Linked DNA regions of Mus musculus: region 2 is linked to region 1. A link is a loop called in an ENCODE intact Hi-C map of the cell type or tissue named here. Cell type or tissue: left cerebral cortex. All regions are shown on one strand. Links, peaks and the distances in the headings refer to the core of each region. The heading gives the core; the rest is flanking DNA.

Region 1 (10,854 bases), core at 1,973-9,972:
CAGAGCAACTAGATTACAGCAGCAAATGCTAGCCCAGCAAGGCCATAGTGTCCTGTGGCAATTCTTGCATGAAGCTGCTGCAATATTTTCGGGCCAAGTTAACCTTTTAAACAGGCTTGGGGACCACTTGTTTTGGCATGAATATGCATTGGTTTTAATTAGTTTTCCTTCTTTTGGTCCTTGCTCTAGGTGCTCATTAATGAGGTGAACAAGCACCTGGGGATGGAGTGAAGACTGGGTACCTGAGTTAAACTATCAAAGTGAGAAGGCCAACTGGCCAAAGCAAAAGGAGGCTGGAACTGCTATGTAAACCATCCTTTCCAACAGATAGGGTAATACTACCCTCGTTCTGAAAGAAGGTCCTGGTATGGGGACATAGGCAAAACATACTTCTTTGTCCAGGGCATAGTACATGACCCCTTTGCATCATGTGGGCACACAGAGAGGCCACTGGAAATGGCGTTTGACCTCCAATGATATGTGACTAATCAGGCTCTGAAGGTTGATTCAGGCACTACCTGAGTGATGGAACTGGCTATATGATGAGGATCAAGCTCAGTTTATCTTCCTAAAGTGTCTCTAGACAGCCACTGAGCAGTTAGGTTAGTGTAAGTCAGTCTGGGCTTGTAGGAAGCTTGCAAAAGTGTGCACCTAGAACTTGGGTCCTTCTAACCTGACATTTCTTTTTCTGCTTTTTGGGAGAATCATCTTCCATGGATCCTCTCAGGCAGACAGAATAAAGCTTTGAAGTTAATGATGCTGAGGCCAAAATGCAGACAAGACGACTCCGTATCACTTTGGTTTCGGCAGTTAGGGGGTGTTAAACAATAAATTAAGCAAACACAAGGAGTTATTTTTGACTCTCATAACATAGTAGTAGCCTTTTTTCCTAAAGAGAATCCCAGCCCAAGGTCACAGGTGAACATTTACTTGGTGGGGAAAACAAAAATCTAGTCCTACCACGCTAGTGTGTGTAGTCTTGTCCCCTTACCCTGTAAACCCCTCACCATTCTAACCAAGCCAAGCCGGGGAGATGGTGCTGTGTGGGTGATAGAGACCAGAGAGCCAGGGCAGCCACAGGGTGGCAGAGGGCAGCATTGGCAACAGGCTCCAACTCAACTGTTTCCAGACAACAGGGAGCAGCACGCTGAAATATCCACACGGCTTCATTTGAAAACAGCACTGCTTTATTTCAGAGGAAAAAAATAAAAGACCCTCCCAACCCAGTCCCCTTCACCCCCCAAAAAACCCGACCAACCAACCAACCAACCAAAAAAACCCCAATAATAATAACAATAATAAAAAATTCTATTAGAAATTATAAGGAAGCACTGAGAGTTTGAGTATTACATTCTTCAAGTATGTTGTTCGGATTTTTTATTTTTAAGTTGGTAACTATACACATATATATATAAAAAACAACCAAACCTTAAAAGTGCGGCCAAGGGATTTTGCTTAAAAGTTAGGATTAAGGGCTACTTCACAATACTGAACAGGATTGCGCAGTCATCCTATGGGCTTGATGCTCTTGCTTCCAATCCTGGCAGTTAAGAAAGGAGCAGGTTCAGAAGTGATCATACTTCAGGGTTAGCGTGAGAAAGCTAGGGAGATGCCTGTGTTCTTCCACGGCAGGGAAAATCCACCCTGAATCTAAAATTCCAACCTGGAATGTGGTGGGACTTCACAGTAGAGTTAGTCTGGATGAGGAGAGGAGCCAGGCAGGGTGGGTGTTGGGCCTGGTCAGGTTTTTGCATCTGTTTAGTGGGTTTAGTGCAGTTCTCCAAGCTTCAATTCAGAATGCCCTTCAGTGTGCTGCAGATTGTTCATGTTAAAGGACTGTTTCAGATTTGCATCCCAAGGAAAATCATGCTACATAAAAATGATCCAAGATTTTTGCCCAAAAAACTTCTTGGATAAAATCTAAAAAATACTATTGCAATTGCGTCTTTTGAAGAAAAAAACATTATCCTAAATGTAAACAGATTCACTCAACTCTCTTGTAGAAAACTTCAGAGTGGGTAATGCTGCTGTCTAGCTCTCTTGGCATGCACTCGCCAGACGGTGAAGAGCACTGCGTTCCATGCCAGCATCATCTGGGGGGTGAGAAGAGCCGGTCCACGTAGCTAAAGAGGGCATCCCAGTGCTTCCAAAGAAAGGCAATGAAAGCCACTAGGAATAAAGTGCTGAACGTCCTGTTGCGTGTCTTCATGAGGGGGACCACACAGTTGGCTACTGTTGACACAAAGACCAAGAGAACTGCCATGACAGCAAGGAGGATATTGATGAGTTTGCCCAGAAGGTTTCGGGCAGTGGCATTCTCCAGCCCTTCCAGTTGCACCACCTGCTGCTGTTGCTGCTGCAGCTCCATCTTGGAAATGCGGGTTTGACAGGCCTCCAGAGCCTCCTGTGGGCCAAACAGGGGATGATTAGGCTTCTACTCTCAGAAGTACAGCTGGATATGCCCTGGAGCCAGGTGCATCCTGAGCCACGACAACGATTTCAAACAGCTATATATAAGCCCTGGATATGAAAAGCCAGATGCACAGCACTCGCAGGTGACATTATTCCCATCCCGTCTACTGCACTCCTAGGAGAACAACTATGGGGAGCAGGGGACATACTAGGATTTATTTTGCCTAGAATTTATTTACTTAATTTATTTATTTAAGACAAGAGTCTCTTATATGCTCGCTACATAGCTGAGATACCCTGAACTTCTGATTCTTTTGCCTCCATCTCCTGAATGCTTAGATCATAGGCATGTGCCATCATTCCTGAGTGGCCTAGAACATTTTAATGAGAAGACCTCAATTATATGAATTTTATCCTTTTAGAAATTATAAGTCTAAGGTACACAAGACATATCCACGTGTTTGCCTCTAAACACAGCCTCTCAGTGTTCTCAGTTCTAGTCCCTGCTACTCTGGCAGCGCCGTCAGACTGGGACGCTTACCCTTTACCTGTATTTAACTGTACGTGTGGATTTGCCCAGCACGGGGTTATTACAGGCGTTTCCTACCATAACGTGCACAGTATTCTACTTGAACGGATCCATAACTTATTCCTTTTTATTTTCTCTCTCTCTCTCTCTCTCTCTCTCTCTCTCTCTCTCTCTCTCTCTTTCTGCTTAATAGAGGGTCTTGATCACACCATGTCCAAAATACATGGATCCACCTTATTCTTGTGTGTATAGACATGCACATGGACACGGGTGCATGTTCATGTGATGGTCAGAAGACAATTGTGGTCCTTTGGTACCTTTCACTATTTGTTTCTGACAGGGCCTTTCACTAGTTGCAACTTTGCCATGTAGCTGACCAGTAAGCTCCAAGGTTTTTCCTGTCTCATCTTGCCATTGCTGGGATAACAAGTGCATGACACTGTGCCTGGTTTTACATTTATTGCTGTTGTTGTTATAGTATGTGTGTGTTTGCATATTTGTGGGTGTGCCATGGCTAAGTATAGAGTTTAAAGGACAAATCTGAGGACTGAACTAGTTCCCGCCTTCCACTCAGTTGTCAAGCTTACATAGTAAGCACCCTTTTTATGTTGTGACTTCTAGCTGGCTCCCACGTCTGACTTTTTATGAGGGTTCTGGGAATCTGAACTTATGAATCAAATACTTTGCCAACTGAGCCATCTCCCTAGCTCTAGCTTATTTTTTTTCTAAGCTACTTACTATGCAACATTTCATAGTATGGGTATGTCACACTTTACCAGCAGTTAAGTCCCTCTATAGGACTTTTTTTTTTTTTTTTTTTGATATTTTTCCACTCTAACAATGATGTAGTGTGCTTCACTCACACATTACCTGATGTTTTTAGGTCAAAAAGGATCCATAATTGGAGTAAGGGAATTGTGACCCTGCTGTAAGGAGGGCACAGTTCCTTTTCAGGTCAGTCTCTGAGATGGATAGATACTATGATCACACTCTACTGAGGGCATTAAAGTGACCTGCTCTCCCTAAGGCCTTATGTAAACTGCATTCCACCACTCAGGAAACCAAACCTTCTCCCCTAGTAATGACAGACATCCTCCCAAGACAACTAGTGGTTGCAACCATGGGATTTTTTTCAGCCTTGAGTTCAATTTGGTTTCCTAGGATGTAAGGTAAGGTCCAGATAGCATCAGGCTGTAGCTAGCTCAAGAGTGGATAATGGATGCTACTCACTCCAGAACTAACTTGGGATGAAAAAAAATGTAAATAGGATTCAAGAACATAAAAAAAGATGTCAGCTGGGCAAACAGTCAGGACAGTACCTTGATTCCTATGGGTAGGTGTTCTACAAGTTCCTATTCTATATACTAGCTTCTTTCAATGTGCCTCATAAAACCGACCATGACCTCTGAGAGAATCTCCATAGAAACCAGAGAAACCCCAATATTTCACTTCTCCCCATAGAGAAGTGAAATCAACTGTTTACCTTCAACTTCACTGCTGGGATTTCTCACAAACCTACAAACAAACAATGGAGGATTCTCACAAGCCATGTAATGTGCCACCTGTTAGAGATTAGGGACAAATGCCCTTTATATAGAAGCAAAAGATAGGCAAGATGGCCGGGAGCACTGTCTGAAGAGCTCCAGGGCAGCAACCAATGATGAGATATTCTAATTTTTCTCAGGGACTGCTCTGTCTCTAAGACATCTGTCAGTATCTAGAGCTATACCTCCCCAAATGGCATGGACTTTACTGGGTCAAGGCAGGTGTGTTCCAACTGATAGGAACTTTTCTTGACTCTCCAGACTCCTGTCTTTGCCCATTTTCTTCCTTTCTTGTTTCTTACTTATTGTTCATACTAACCTGGATATCCCGGGCCCGTTCATATGACTGATAGGCGATTTTCTCTTCCATGCTGGCCAACTCCTGCTTTAAGTTCAGGATCTCATTCTGGTGCAGCTCTGTCAGGTCATTCAGCTGCTCTTCCAGTCGCTCACATCTAAGAAAGGAAGGAAGGTTGGAGTTTTAAACATTTTGCATCCTCCCTGATATAATTTAGATGGATTCCTAAATCCTTTCTATAAGAGAAAACAGAAGCCCAGAGCTTGAGCAAGCCCAGACTACTGTGTGCCAGCAGTTGTAGCTTTCAGTCTCCAGAAAGGCAGCTGTCACAGAGCCATCCTACAGCATCACGACTTTCCAGTTTTCTCCACAGCCCTGGTTAGCTCTGTGCACCTGTGATGCTGAAGTAGTTCTTAGTCTGCTCTGAGTATGGAGGAAACAGAAACTCATTAAGGAAATCTCATTGGGAGAGAATCAGTGAACAAATGGAAATGGACCTCCTCACTATTAGCACTAACTTATTTCAACACTTGATAACTTACTCACCCAGATGTTTGTGATTTGGAGCCCCAGAAAGCCAGAGCCAGTGGGGTCCATCATCCTCATGGCCAAGCAATGAGTGCTTGGGACATTTGTCAATCCACTTATTGAGAGTCTGCTGCATGCTAGGCATACTCAAAGTACTGGGTCACTGTGGTAAGCAAGAAAAAACATCTGCCTGTCGTTCATTCTACAGGGAAAGGGGAGACAGAAAAACATCAGTAGGATTTCATGTAGCCAAGACTGGCAGGGAGCTATGGTAATGCCTAGTGGAGGGTCAGGAAAGACTTCTTAACTCTCTTCAAGAATGAGAGAGAAAGCCTGAATGATAGAAACAGAAGCTTGGGAGGTGTTAAAACAGGAATGAGGTTGGTGTCTTAGTGTGGTGGTTTGAATATAATTGGCCCAGTGGGACTATTTAAAGGTATGGCCTTGTTGGAGTAGGTGTGTCATTGTGGGTGTGGGTTATAAGACTATCATTCTAGCTGCGTAAAAGTCAGTATTCTGCTAGCAGCCTTCAGATGAAGATGTAGAACTCTCAGCTCCTCCTGCACCATGCCTGCCTGGATGCTGCCATGCCCCCACCCTGATGATAATGGACTGAACCTCTGAACCTGTAAGCCAACCCCAATTAAATGTTGTCTTTATCATTGGCTGCCTTGGTCATGGTGTCTGTTCACAGCAACAGAAACCCTAGGACAGAAGTTGGTACCAGGGACTTGGGTATTGCTGTGATAAGCCTGACCAAGCTTTTGTTTGGAAGAATGTAGATTTTGGGACTCTAGATTTGGAAAGCAGTGGAATGCTTTAAGTGGGGCTTAATGAGAAATTCTAGTAGGAATATGGACGACTTTGTAGCTCAGAGTGATTTGAACTGTCCAGACCTGGCCCAAGAGATTTCAGTGGAGAAGAATTTCAGTATGTGGCCTACAGACTATTTCTGTGGTATTTTGAAGAATGTGACTGCTTTTTGCTCTTATTTGAAGAATCTACCTGAGGCTAAGGTATAGAGATTTATATTAATTGCATTGGCAAAGGAAATCTAAAAAAAAAAAAAAAAAAGCCCAACAGAGATTTTGTTCTCTGGTTTAGTCTCATGACTAACTAAAGAACACTTTGATCAAGCATAGCAAGCTTAAAAAGAAAAAAATATAAAATGTATGGTTCAAGAAATAATAAAGGGGCACCAGAAAGAAAAATGGAGCTGAATCCTGTGTTCAAGGAGATAAAGAGGATAAGGAAGCTGTGCTTACCCAGTTAAGCTTATTTGTGTTTTGCAGTTGAACAAGGAATAGTTTTGACTTTTAATATGAAATTAACTATAATCCAGAAATGGAGTAGTGCACTTGTGATCCAGATCTTGAAGAACAGTGATAATGAAAAGTTTAGGCCCAGGCATGGTGGTATACACCTTTAATCCCAGAATTCAGGAGACAAGAGCTATGTAGATCTTTGAGTTCAGGGTCATTCTACAGAGCAAGTTCCAGGACAGCCAAGTTTAGGCAGTGAAGGAGTTGGAAAACAGAAAACTGGTGATAATGTAATAGAACAAGGGGGCTATGCTCCAGCTCCAGCAAGGAGCAGAACTCAGAGGCTTCAACCATGCGGCTCTGGCTTTAGAGTCAAAAATAAAAGGCATTACTTGGACAATTCATATAGGTTAGTTGGAGCTAAGAAATTAGCAGTGATTAAGAGACCAGTATCACTGAGGTGAAATCTTCTGGGAAGTATTTTCTGAGAGCACAAAGAAGCTGTGTTCCAGAGATAGCCAAGGCTGTACTTTGTGCTGTAGCTGGACTCAGTAATGTATAAGAGTCACTCTAGTGGTACTGGTTTTGAAGGTATGAAGGGGTCATGGGGAGCAGCTGAGGCTTGGCACTGTGAGAGGCTAAGGAAGGCCATTAGTGAAGGTGCAGCTTCAGTTGCAGCTGACAGCCCAGGACTGAAGGGGTCATGCAAAGAAGTTTGGCTTGGCATCATGAAGAGAGCCTATGAGAGGCTACTGGTAAAACCTATTTGCAGTGGAAGACCCCAGTGTACTGGAGATGCCAGTACCATAGGATGATAACCAAGAACAGAAGCAGCAGTGGGGTGGAATCAACCAGAGCCCACAGTGCTACAGACAGCAGAGCTGGAGAAGTGATGCCATCCCTTTGGAGGACCCCAGAAGATCATGTCTAGATCCCAGACATCGCAACAAGAAGCTGTAACACTGAAGTTGCCTTGGAGACCCCAAGATGTTCAAGATGCTAGAATCATGGGATATCTGCTGAGGAAAGCTGCTAACAGGGAGTGGAACCAGCTCAGGAGAAGTTTGTTGCAGTCAACAAGATGAAAAAGAAGTTGGAGATTTGAAGACCATTTTGACATCAGTCATGGAGATGCAGAGTTTGGAGTTTGACCAGCTGGTTTTCTGTCTTACTTTGGGGATTACAGTTAAGAGATTGCATGAATCTCAGAAGAGACTTTGAACTTTGGACGTTTAACACTGTTGAGACTGCTATAGACTATGGAGACTTTAGAAGTTGGACTAACATATTTTTTATTATGCTATGGGTAAGTATGGCCTTCATAGACTCATGTGTTTGAACCAGCCTATGGGGGCCAGGGAATGGAATGTGGTGGTTTGTATATACTTGGGCCAGGTAGTGGCACTATTTGGAATCTCGGCCCTGTTGAAGTAGGTGTGGCTTTGTTGAAGGAGGTGTGTCACTGTGGGGGTGGGCTTTCGATCTCATACATGCTCAAGCTAGGTGAGCTGTGGCACTCACTTCTTTTGTCTGCAGATCAGAATGTAGAACTCTCAGCTCCTCCTTTAGTATCATGTCTGCCTGCATGCCACTATGCTTCCCACCATGACAATAATGAACTTAACCTGTGAGCCTATAAGCCAGATCCAATTCAATGTTTTCCTTTGTAAGAGTTGCCTTGGTCATAGTACCTCTTCATAGCAATAAAACCCTAAGTATCTTAGTCTGGGTTTCCACTGCTGTGAAGAGACATCATGATCAAGGCAGCCCTTATAAAGAAAACATTTAATTGGGGCTGGCTTACAGGTTCAGAGGTTCAGTTCATTATCGTCAAGGCATCCAAGGGCATGGTGCATGAAGAGCTAAGAGTTCTACATCTTCATCTAAAGGCAGACAGGAGAATACTGGCTCCACGTCGTTAGGAGGAGGGTCTCATTGTCCAACCCCACAGTGACACTCTTCCTCCAACAAGACTACACCTATTCCAACAAAGCCACACCTTTAAATAGTGCCATTCCCTGCCACTCAAGTATTCAAACACACTTCTACTGTGGGCATTCCTATTCAAACTATCATATTTGGCATATGTAAGGGCTGGCGTCTGCCTGAGAAGCTACAAAATGAAAACAGAGAATGTTCCTGGGAGGAAGGCTAGTTTTATTCATCTTATTATCTCTAGTGCACACAAGCATACACATACATGTAAGCCTGCCTGCTTGCCTTTTCTTTCCTTTCCTTCCTTTCTTCCTTTCTCCAGTCTCCTACCTTCTCTTCTTTCTTCTTTTGGTCGTACAGTGGAAGGAAGCTATCACTATGCATGCCTGGCAAGGCCTCTATTACTGGACTACAGCTACAACCTTACTCTTATTACTACTCACACCTATGATATACAAAGTTTTGTATTTCTTTTTAGCCCAGGATGGCCTTGAATTTGTGATCCTCTTGTCTCTATCTATGAATTCTAGGATTTGTGGCATCTATCACCATGTGTGGCTGAGTTTATCCACTTTTTTTTTTTTTTTTTTTTAATTTTCAAGACAGGGTTTCTCTGTATAGCCCTGGTTATCCTGGAACTCACTCTGTAGACCAGTCTGGCCTCGAACTCAGAAATCCGCCTGCCTCTGCCTCCCAAGTGCTGGGATTAAAGGTGTGCGCGACCACTGCCTGGCGAGTTTATCCACTTTTAAGGAATACAAAAATTTCTCTAAGATAATTTTATGTTGCAGCATCTGTGTTTCTCTGTGTCTCTGCATCTTTGCATGTGTGTATGTGAATGTGGGTCTGTCTGTCTGTAGCAAGCAGTCCATGAGAACACATATGTGAAGGTCAGAGGAAGATACTGGGTGTCACATTCAGCTCTTCTCTGGACTCGGAGCAGCTCATTAATCAGCTAGACAGCTAACCAATGAGCCTCTGGGATTCTTTTGTCTCTGTTCTAGTAGAGCTTGGGTGACAGCACCTATGCAGCCAAATATGCCTTTTATTTTTTATTTCTTTAATTTTTTTCTTGAGACAAGGTCTCACTATATAGTCCTGTCTGGTCTGGACCTTATAGAGTCCCCGAGTGCTGGGATTAAAGGCATGTGTCTCCATACCTGACCTCATATCTGTCTTTTTCACTTGAGTGTTGAGGATCCAAACTCAGCTCCTAAGCTTGCATAGTGAATATTCTTAGCCAGAGTCACCACTCTATTCTCTTATCCCTTTTTAATTATCATATAATAAACAATAATTATATTCTATTTACTTCTACTCCTTAAGAAATAAACTTTAGGGCTGGTGAGATGGCTCAACGGGTAAAAGCACCGACTGCTCTTCTGAAGGTCATGAGTTCAAATCCCAGCAACCATATGGTGGCTCACAACCACCCGTAACAAGATCTGACGCCCTCTTCTGGTGTGTCTGAAGACAGCCACAGTGTATTTACATATAATAAATAAATAAACTTTAAAAAAAAGAAATAAACTTTAATTTAAATAATCAATCTGATCATTTTATCATGTTATTAAACCCTATTTAGTCCTTCTTTACCCTCGACAGAACGTCTGTTGTGCTCTTTCCATCCTGCTGTTATAGAACAGCACCCCCTATGCTTGTGGACCTCTGCCTTTTCTTCTCATCGTCTCAGGGATTCTGGGACAGGTGTCAGCTATGGACGTGATCTGCTAAAACTTAAATTCATCAGAGACTGTAAGGTTTTACAAATATACTATGTTTTTAAACTATTTATTTTTGGTACGATGTGTGTGCTAGAACTTAGAGCCTTATACATACTAGGTGAACACTCTATTAAATAGTCTACTATTTTGAATGTGTAGCTTTCTTCATTGCCTTTGTTTACCAAAAGGGCATTGAAATTTAAAATAGTATTCTTTTTTTAAAAAGATTTATTTATTTTATTTATACAAGCACACTGTAGCTGTCTTCAGACATACCAGAAGAGGGCATTGGATCCTATTACAGATGGCTGTGAGCCACTATGTGGTTGCTGGGAATTGAACTCAGGATTTCTGGAAGAGCAGTCAATGCTCTTAACTGCTGAGCCATCAGCCATCTCTCCAGCCCCTTAAAACGATACTAACTCCTGGTCTTGCCGGGGTAAAGCTCAGTGGTAATGTATATTTAGTGAGCTCTGGGTCCAACCCAAAACCAAAAGCCAGAGTAATTCTTGGGCATGGTCAGTAATTGGAGCTAGGAAGGGAACAGGGTGGTGGCGTCTAGTAGGGTGCATGGTGACAGGGCTGCACCACAGTCTCTTGAATCACAGCCCATTTCACATAC
Region 2 (10,854 bases), core at 1,508-9,507, 83 kb after region 1:
GAAAATGCAACATTTACCTTCTAATAAAATACAAATGCAAAGTATTTCATTTCAAACTAAGAAGTTGAGCAGTATATAGATTTAACAAGGACAATTTAAATGAAAGGGACAAAAAAAAAAAAAAAGAGATGATGACAAAAAGAGATGCTGCATGTCTACTGCTTGGAAGCACCAACCCAATACTGACTCCCAACCTATATACTTGAAGTTGTAATCACATAATACTGTATCATTTGCTGTATCCACAGTGTTTATCATTGAGAAGGCAAGTTTACTATATTTTTTAAAAATAGTAGAGGCTAGTGAGGTGGGTCAGTGGGTAAGGACACTTGCTGTCAAGTCTGAAAACAATCGTGAGTTTGAACCTTAGGACCCACATACATGGTGGAGGAGAGAACTGACTTCCATGGTTTGTCCTATGACCTTCACATCTATACCTTGCCCCTATAACACACAATTTTTTTTTCTTTTTCTTTTGAGACATAGTTTCTCCATGTAGTCTTGGCTGTCCTAGAACTATTTAGAGCAGGTTGTCCTACAACTCATAGAAACCTGTCTGCTTCTGCCTCCTGAGCACTGGGATTAAAGGCATGTGCCACTACTGCTCAGCCACACACAAATTTTTAATTGTAGTAAAATAAACATAACATGATTTAGCCCCACTCCGTGTGTGTGTGTGTACTACATGCACATGAGTGTGCGAGTACATATGTCTATCGAGAGGTAATAAGAGAGAATGCCAGATTATCTTCTATCACTCTCTGTTTTATGTCCTTTCAGACAGGCTCACAGTTCTGGTTATAATGAAAGATAAGTGAACTTTCATGACCTGTCTCTCTCTGCTTCAGTGCTGGGATTTCAGAAGCACCTAGTCATTCCTGGGTTTTAATGCACGAGCTGGGAGTTCTAGCTCAGGTCTTTATGCTTGTAGAGCAAATGCTCTTAGTCACTGAGCTACTTCCCCAGCCCTTTATAAAGAATACTCATAAATGATGTTAATTAATCTATTCAGTATAGTAATAAAAGATCCATTTTATTTTTATTGATAAGAATACATTTACAGTAAGATTAAGAAAGTCATGTATGCCACTATATACATACAGCCAAAAAAAATTCAATAAATGACTTCTGAAGAAAAAATAGTTTTTACTGAAAATTCAAGTTATTATGAATAATCCATATTTTTAGAGAATAGCTATAACTCCAAAGTTTCTTTTGCTGACAACAAACTGGTAGCAAAACAGGACACTATGAAATGTGGAAAGGGTATTTGTGGACTAAAATATCATTAGTTGCTTTATACACCTAGATTGTTCTCAGCAAATCAACAACAAAACTGGGAAGGACCTTGGCACCAAACCTTAGTATTCCCTTTAAGGGCAAACTCAAGGCATAACTGCACATATTTTCTGGGTTTCCACCATATGAAAGACTTACATATAACAAAGTTCTCAGATGGAATGGGAAGAAAATCTGGTATGGCGGCAAGAGAAATCATCAAGATTGAAGGTACATAAAGTACTCTGAGTGCTTAGCATGGTGTTGCACACCTATAATCTCAATTCCAGAAGGAACTACCAGGTAGACAGGAATGGAGAAAGGGAAGGAGGGCATCTCTGAGGTTAACCACTTTGAATGAAAATATGAAACCTGAACTAAGTGGAATCTATTCAGAGTGTGTCTAAAAGGTAAAGCTGACAACAAGCATTGCCTTATTTGTTTTTCTTTCATGTAATAAAGCTAAAAAAATTATATATGTTTACATAAACAAAGAATTAAAAAACAAAAACATGCTACCTTTGGATGTAGGGCTGTGATTGCCATAAAAAGATATGGTTGGAAGCAAAATCTCATTTATATTTTTTTTTTACTTTTTCAATGCTGAGAAATAGTTATCACTCAAAAGTAAAATCAAAAGGCACTGAAACATCAATCAACTTATGAATCAATAGGAGAACTAAGTGAAATTCCCACACTGGAAGGTGCTAGATCATTTTGGCTCATCTAGGAGATGTTGAACAGTTTCCTTAGTGAATTTCTCTTTAGTAACGTACAGGGGGGGAAACTAGCAAGGAGGAAAATGATCTGAAATAGCAAAGAAGCTGGGATCTGCTCAAGGAGCTCAGCAAACACACTTTCTCGGGATAAAGAGTTCTTGTTTGTTCTGACATCATGTAGTCCTGTTTGGTCTAGAACTAGCTACCTAGAATAGGAAGCCCTTGAATTCACAGAGATCTGCCTGTGTCTGCCTTCCAAATGCTAGAAATGAAAGGTACTAAGAGAGATGAGCTTTACTCCTCCTGTACCTTTATGTTTCCCTTCTTTTTTTCTTAGCCCATCGGTGAACAATGAATAGTCTACAGGAATCACATGGCAAGTGAATTCAGGATCAATAGACATGGAGGTTAAATCCACCACAAACCTTTACAAATATTTCCTTCCACAAATTTTCTGACACAAATTCCTATTAAAACACTGAGATATTAAGAAAATTATATTCTTGTACACGATTCTTTTTGATTAGCAAAACTACTTGTATGGTAGAGCAGAGGTAGTGAGGTCTTTAAATCTCAGTGAGCATGGGAAAAATTCAGTGACATTCTATTCAGGTTCTTCCTCATGCTCAAAGTGCCTTACAAATGGTGCTCACCACTGAATACCACTGAATCAAGGGCACACATTCCCTAAGGCTTTTTCACAACCATTTATAACAAGAACTGAAAACACCGTTAAGGTGAGTGGAAGAACTGCTCTGCTCACCCTGATTCTATGTAGACTGTACTCCCATCCCTTCCCTGATTCTCTATAGTAGACTGTGCACCCATCCTTCACCAATTATATGTAGACTGTGCTTTCTTCCCGTCCCTGATTCTACGTAGACCGTGCTCCTACCCCTAAGTGCCCCTGTGTAAGTACGTCACAGTAACACACAATAATCACTGAGGAGTAGTTAAAGCTAAAAATAATAACCTGGAGAGAAGCATCAGCAGCAAAATATCCAGAATAGAGTTATATTCTAGTTAAGTGATTATTGTTTGGCCTTAGCTGTTAAGACTTTCCTATGCAGCAGTGTCACAAAAATCCCTATAGCATCTACTTATTACATGTACCAAATCTTTGAAAATACACCACTAAAGAATACTGAAGGAATAACACAGGATTCTTCTTCATATTGTTTAGGAGAAATGGCGGCCTTCTGTGCCTCCACATGCAGGCACACAGGATGGAAGACACATTTCAATATTCCTAAAGTCCCCGCCAGGTTGACACATGAGGCTCACACAGCTGAGGCTGGGCAAGTGTGGAGCTCCTTCTGCTTCAGTCACACTGCTGTCACCTGTGGGCAGCTAACATTTCCTCTCAGGATCCTAACACATTGCAAGGTTGATAATTCTGATTATCAGTCAAAAAAAGTTAAGAATGTCTACAGATGGACTGTTTGTTTATACTTCTGTCTACAGGGAATGAACTGTGGCACAATTTAGCCACCAACTGCCATGTCTTTAAAATAAAGCCTATGAAGAACACAATGGTTTCTGAAATAAAGTTCACCTCTTACCTTCTCTTTCCACACAGCCTCTGCATTAACTAAGGATAGAGCTAAAACTACATACGGGCCCGCACCCACGAGAGCCCACCGATAAAAACTACCTTTTCTTAAAGGGCACTACACTTTTTTATTTTATATTTGAAAGTGTTCCGTGAAACTGACTTTTTAGAACTCTCTAAAGAGCTGCTCCACCAGCTTCCCTGGAAGGCTTCCTACACACTCTACTAGGTATCTAAGTCTCTACACAACCCCTCACCTTTAAGATTTTCCTGTGGCTTTTGGCTTCTTCAACTGTTTTGTGCTTTTTTTTTTTTTTTTTTTTTTTTTTGAGTTTAGTGAAATTTGTATGAAAGTCCTGATTCCACAGAGCAGGCAGGCTTTCTTCTGTTGATTTACAAGCTATTATTTTGCTAATTAAATATATACATCTGACCTACAATTACTACCTACCCACATTCTTCTGAAACTGTCAGGGGTAAATATGACAAGTTGGTCCAGATTTGAAGATGACAGCTACAGTTTTAGGGGCATACAGCCTGGGGCTGGCAGTGCAGGCAACCTTCAGCTTTGTGTCCATCAGATCAAAGAACAAAAGGCAGAGCTTCCTCCCCAGACCTTCCTTAGCACCAGAGAAAGGCAGGCTTGACATAAAAGTCCCATCAAAAAAGGAAACCCTGCAGAAGCCAGAGTTCCCAGTAAGACACACCAGAAAACTGACCCACCTTGGAGAGCTGCCGCCTGAGGCTAAAGCGCTGGACCATGGTCGTGAGGATCTCCTAACAAAGCGATCTACCCAGAAAGGGTGTCTTTTTCTTCTTTTATTAAAACACAGCTTCTTGGGGGAAGTCACTGGCGGCACATTTGAAGGCTGACAGAGTTCGATGCATTCCCCAGGAGTCTCAGCAAACTTGGAAGCACTTCATTGTTCTGCGGAGACAGCACAGCCTAGGAGCGGCAGGCGGGGCGGATCCCAGCCCAGTGCCAGGCTCTCCCCGCACTTCCTGTGTCAGCTGGAGGGTCCAGCCGTAAGGACCACCCCTTCCCCTCCCGCCAACCTTCAGGCAGGGTGCCGGGTACCACCTGAGCCTCCGGTCTTTGCTCTTGAGGCGGAGGCTAGAGGTGGGTGGCACCTGCCGGTATGGCAGCATCTGCTGCCCGGTTCGAGAGTCAGAGCCCGGCCTCCACCCAGGTAATCCCTGAGAATAGAAGGGGATGGTGGCGAGGGGGAAAAAGGAGGTGGGAGCGCCAGCCGCCACCAGCTCCAGCTCCAAACGGAAACTCCTCCCAGCTGACTCGCAGCTGTGCGGCTTTGTCTAGTATAATTGGCCGAGCCTTTCCTCTTATTCACCGAAAGGCTCCAGTGGGAAGGAATGTCAGGTGCAGGGAGCATACTTGGACGGTGACTACAACTCCGGGCTCAAGTTAAAGGGTAAGGCGGCCTCCAGAGGTGAATGCCTCTCTTGTTGGAACAAAGTATTTTAAAAAACTGGCGCACAAATCAAATAGACCAGCTTAGAGTGCATCTATTCAAATAAAGGGAAACGGAAAGTGACAACCTCAGGGGAGATCCAAAGATCGCTGGCCACTCTTCTTCCTCTAAATGAGCCAGCCTCTTCTTCCAAATGAGGACAGAACTTGGTATCCACGGGTTTAGTGCCTACAGTGCTCTCTATTTCTGTGTGCAGGACTAGGACCTGTACTAGGTTTGTGGCTTTGGTAGGTGTAAACTCCAGATGTACAATCAGAAGTCACATCTACTGTCCCACTGACTTCTCAAAACATCCCTTTCAAGTTTGTGCTAGAGGACTTTTCAGACAAATTAGGAACCTTCTCTAAAACCTCAATATAATTATTATATGTTATTATATTCTTCAGTCAAGAAAAGTGGAAAAATTAATTTGAAAACAAAATCAAGTTTCTTGCAAGGCTATTCTTAATTACTCCAGTTCCCTGCACTGGCTTCCAATTACTTACAAATAGAATGCAAGATGCTCTCATCTCATTCTACAGAGACATAGTATCTTTGACATCACTGACAAGTTACACCAAATTTAAACCAAGGCAGGCTCCAAAAACATAAATCTTGCCTCTTAAAAGTCATAAATACAAAAGGGTTTTCCTGCTTAAAAAAATAATATAAGTTTCAAAGCTTAAAAGTAACAACTTAGAGCAACTATGACTAATAGTGGAAAATGGCCCATATTTATGATGTAGAGTATGCAAAATAACCTGAATCTGAAACAAACAGATTAAAACAGTGGTTCTCAACCTGTGGGTCATGACCCCTTTGGGGATTGTGAGACCCTTTCACGGGGTCACATATCAAATATCCTGAATATCAGATATTTATTACATCATGATTTATAACAATAGTGAAATTACAGTTATTAAGTAGCAATGAAAATTATGCTTGGGGGGTCACCATAATATGAGAAATTGTATTAAAGGGGTAGAGCAGCATTAGCAAGGTTGAGGCATACTGGATTAAAATAATTTCAAAGTGCAAAGTTAGTTGGCTTAGAGTGAACTTCTGCAGAAATTGCTTTTTCTTCTCACAGAAAATGAAATAGTCTCTGGAGCTGAACTTGGTGACCCATCACCTCTAATCCCAGCACACTCAGGAGATGGAACAGAGAGGATCATGAGCTAAAGTCAATTTGGACTGTACAGTGAGATCCTGTCACCAAGGAAAAGGAAAAAATAGTCTGCTTGGAAAGAGGTGTGTGTGTGTGTGTGTGTGTGTGTGTGTGTGAGAGAGAGAGAGAGAGAGAGAAAGAGAGAGAGAGAGAGAGAGAGAGAACGAACATGTGTGTCAGGAAACATGGTGATCTAAAACCAAGCCCATATTACAGTTTTAAGATTCTTTCTATTCAAAAATAGAAATGGAACCAGGTAAAAAAAAAATGTCAAAAGACAACAGACAGTACACATTAGGTATCAATCATGAACAGAGGAGGGGAGGAGACTAGAGATTAAGTTCACTGTTAAAGCATCCAGCACTGGGTAGCACTGGGTAAATAAAAAGGGAGAGAATAAGAATCTTAATTGAACTGAAAGGAATGTAAATGCTTAATGTTCCAAAATATAAGACTTAGGGTTAAAAAGATCAAACTTGATTGCCTTTCTTGTGGAAACTCATTTGTTTGCCTAGTAAAATAAAGCCTAATTGCTTTGATGCAACTAATTATGTTAAAATATCATTATGAATGAATGTGAAACCTAGTCCTTAGTTTAAAAAGTAAAATCTTAACTACCTGAGCCACTAGGGAAAAAAAAAAAATCTCCAAATCTGGCTTATTTTGTTCTGGTTTGTTTTGGTTTTGTTCTTGTTTTTTTTGTTTTTTTGTTTTTGTTTTTGGATGAATAGACTATAACAAAGGTAACAAAATAACATCAAGAGAGACACAAAAGACCACAGCTTTATAGTCAATCTCAATCTCTCTCTCTCTCTCTCTCTCTCTCTCTCTCTCATATTCTAGTACTCAATTAACAATGCCCTTCTTTTTGTAGATTGTGAAAAAAAATCGGCAACACTTAACTATTTCTGTGGAAAAAGAGAAGAGTCCTCCATAGGATCACTAGAGCCCCACACCCTTTGTGAACTAGTTAAAGGGATGAACTCAGTTCCTGGAGCAAAAGGTGATGACTATGTTAATGACCATCACAGTATGTAAATACATTCCAAATGGTTCAGATATCTGGAAAAACACAGACTCCATAACTAGATTATAGCCCATCAGGAGTAAAGAAGATGAGTATCAGTCATTTAGCAATTTTGTTTTCTGCTTGTCTTTGAAATTTCTGCCCCAACTCTCAATATTTTTCTCTTACTTGTCAAATAATCTACTTCTAAAGCTGGCAATAGTCTTTGTGTATATCCTCAGTTTGGCTAAAAAAAACTTGTAGATTTTTATTACTTTGTAGAAAAAAAACGGATTCCTTTTGAATCACACTTAAACACCACCCTTATAAAGGCAACATGTAGCTTTAGTTGTTTTTCTATTCACGTGTAAATATATATCAAGAAACAAAGAAAGTAGATGGGCATAGCATATGCTTTAATCCCAGAACTTGGAGAGGCAGGGCACATAGATCCTAGTGAGTTTAAGGCCACTCTGCTCTCCCCAGTAAGCTCAGGAACAGTTTGAGAACTTGAACTTCCACATTCTACGTTACAGGGGAGTTATCTAAGCCGGACACACCTAACGTACTTTAGCTATGTACTTTACCACTTTGGTGTCCTGTCTTAGAGTTCTGTGAAACAAATTGTATTCTTCCAACTCCACTGCAGATTTTAACCAGCCTTTTGTGAAAATCTAGTAGAACTAACTGCAGAGCCAATTATCAATCAATCAATCAAATTGTAAGAGCATAATTATTCAATGTAAGACTTTATTATGCAATACACATCATTTCAGAGCAAGGACTTCTGGATGCCATACATTTAGGAATGGGATGAAACACTCTTAGGAGCGTTCAATCTGGGACAATGGTGCTACCAGGGATAGGAGGTATAAACAGTGATGAACTTTGGTATATAAAAAGTCTGGAAGTTTGAATATTCAAGTTTCTCTAAGAATTTTGTAAATGAATGAGAGCAAAAGTAGTTCATGAGACAGACAGTTTATTCTGGCATAGGTCTGTGATCCCAGCACTAGGGGGACTGAATCTAGGAGGGTCAAAAGTTCAAGTTCAAGACCAGCCTGAGCTATGTGAGACCCTACTCAAAAGGAGAAAGGCAGGGGGTGGGGGCGGGGGGCACAAGAAAAGACAGAGGTATGAAATGGTTGTTAAATATCTGTAGAATAGGAATGTAAATGCTAATAAAATTTACTAATTTTAAATTTGTACACATATGTAAACTAATTTCTAAAAACTATTCCAAAAGAAATATGATTCTTCATTATCTGGTTTTCAAGCAAAGGATGAAATCGATATTTAGAAATCTTCATCAATAATGCTACCAGTTGTAGGGTTTCTTATGCAATCCAAGCTCTGAGGTGATACTGATTTTTGTTATGTAAAAACAAATTTGCTGTGATAATCTCCTAATAGGTAACAGATACCTGAAGCAAATTAACTTCTGTAATTTGTAAAAGGCCAAGAAACTGTCAGTTTTAAACAGCCCTGGAAGAAGCACAATTCATTAAGCTGTAAGAAGTTAAATTATGTTCATAGCCAAAAAACTCCCAAAAAACCAAACCAAACCAAACCAAACAAAAACCAAAAACCAACCAACCAACCAAAAACACCCTGAGAACCTAATAGCAGCTAAGTTAAGGAGCAGCCACACTTACTAGGTTAAGTTAGTTCTTTTTTTGTTTTTTTGTTTTTTGTTTTTTGTTCTTCGAGACAGGGTTTCTGGCTGTCCTGGCTGTCCTGGAACTCACTTTGTAGACCAGGCTGGCCTGGAATTCAGAAATCCGCCTGCCTCTGCCTCCCAAGTGCTGGGATTAAAGGCGTGTGCCACCACCAGGTCAAGTTTTTATGTTGATCTCTACATGTTATTTAAGATACATTGAAACATTTGGCTTTTTTTAAATTTAATTTTATTTGTAATTCATTTTTTACTTTCCATATTTCATTCCCCATCCCTTCCCATCCCACACCTCCTCCCCATTCCACCCCAACTCCACGTGGATGCTTCCATCCCCCACCCCACCTGACCTCTAAACTCCCTGGGGCCTCCAGTCTCTTGAGGGTTATTATTTATTTATTTTAAATAAAAGCAATGTTTGATGCTGGGCATGGTTGCACATGCCTTTAATCAAGATAAACTCATTCATAAACCAATTAGAATATTGTAGTAAGTTGATAAATTTCCATTGGGAGCTTTTATTTTTTTTAAATCTGCAATTAATTTTTGAGTACTTAGCTGTTATAATCATTGTAATCCACATCCTTTATTATGAATTTGTGTACATATGTACTTACAAAAACATAATTTTACTGTAGTCACAAATTTGTTGGTTTGGCTTTCTAATCCAGCTTATACTGTATCTTCTCCAACCCTCCCATCCCCTGGTTCTTCTCACGTAGATCAGGCTGTCCTAGACCTCTTTACCTTCTTGCCTCAGCCTCCTAACTGGTTTCAAACTCCTTTCTAAAAAAATTCAATATGCTGAATTAACTGGGGAGATGTTGGCCACAAAATAAAAAAATTTAGTTAGATAAGAAATCTGTTATATAATAAAATATGGTGCCTAAAATTAGTAACAATAATTATTTTTCTGTAAAACAAATTTTAAGTGTTCTTTCTATAAAAAATATAGCTGTGGTAATATCCATGATAATAAGCTTACTTCATCTATTCCACAATATGTGCATATATACATATATCAAAATACCACTGCATATGATAAAATGTTTAATTTTGTCAATTAAAATACAAAATAAAATGTTGAAAATTAAAAATCCAATAATTTACTCCTAAGCTATTCTCAGTACATATGGCCTACATATTTTCCATATACCATTTTCTGTTGCTGTCAAATATCTCACAGCATGGGCAAAGAGCAGTCTACCTAGCCACTCTGAATGACCTTTAGAGTTTTCCCACATTTCTGCTCCTACAGACAACACTTCCTATACAAGCCTGCATGAGCCAGCTTTTCTTCATGGCTGATACTAAGATAGGACCAAAACTACAACTTAGTTTTTCCTGAAACCTCATCCATTTCAGCTTCTCATTATTTCTGCTGCTTCTTAACTCACAGAGATGTCTGGAAAACTGATACAAGTGCATATAGTTCTCACACTATATATGAGCTACTTGACTTTCTACTTTCACTTGGTTTCTCATGCATTAAGGATGCCTCCCGTACAAATTAAAAATGAGCAGTTTGTGGGTTGGAGTGATGTGGTTAAAAGCATTGGCTGCTCTTGTAGAAGACCTGAGTTCAGTCCCCAGCACCTAAACAGTGGCTCATAACCATTTGGAAAAAACACTTCTATGCAAAAAGTCAGAACACAAAGATTGGGAAAGTTGTCTATCTCTACAAATTCTCAAATCCCAGCAAAGGAATTATAAGGTATATGAAGGTGAGCCCAGAAATTTGAGGCAAATTTGCACAATATAGCAAAATCCCTAGAAGAGAAGGGGGAAACATTACTCAACTATAGGAACAAAACAAAATCCGCAAAGAAATGACCTATGAGCTATCTGATATGAAAAATAAGTATAACTGTCAAAAACCAAAAAGGACTTTGGAGATAGCTCAGTCAGTAAAGGTGCTTACCACCAAACTCAAAGACCTAACTTCTATCTCCAAAATCCATATAGTAAAAAGAGAACCAACCGCCAT

What was found. A loop is a pair of places that touch in the nucleus more often than their neighbours do. Peaks named below come from ENCODE experiments on the same cell type or tissue, not always from the same donor. Only the 100,000 strongest peaks of a DNase experiment are listed, where the experiment ranks them.
Region 2: a loop joins it to region 1, with 2.0 times the contacts of the local background. A loop is called at or near these places in 6 of 42 quality-filtered maps.

What each region holds. Positions count from the first base shown.
Region 1 is chr6:116,019,998-116,030,851 of GRCm38, forward strand. It overlaps Tmcc1 (transmembrane and coiled coil domains 1), which reads right to left. Exons shown (of 6, transcript NM_177412.1): 5 at 4,805-4,940; 6 at 1-2,404. The coding sequence ends at 2,090. Among named protein-coding and RNA genes, the nearest start is that of Plxnd1, 30 kb to the left of the region's middle. In left cerebral cortex, for the core only: no CTCF peak of the experiment used is centred there; a DNase peak (open chromatin) is centred at 5,724.
Region 2 is chr6:116,103,040-116,113,893 of GRCm38, forward strand. The region is part of intron 3 of Tmcc1 (transmembrane and coiled coil domains 1); the gene reads right to left. Among named protein-coding and RNA genes, the nearest start is that of Tmcc1, 85 kb to the right of the region's middle. In left cerebral cortex, for the core only: no CTCF peak of the experiment used is centred there; DNase peaks (open chromatin) are centred at 4,535 and 4,804; H3K4me3 peaks cover 1,828 bases; H3K27ac peaks cover 1,224 bases.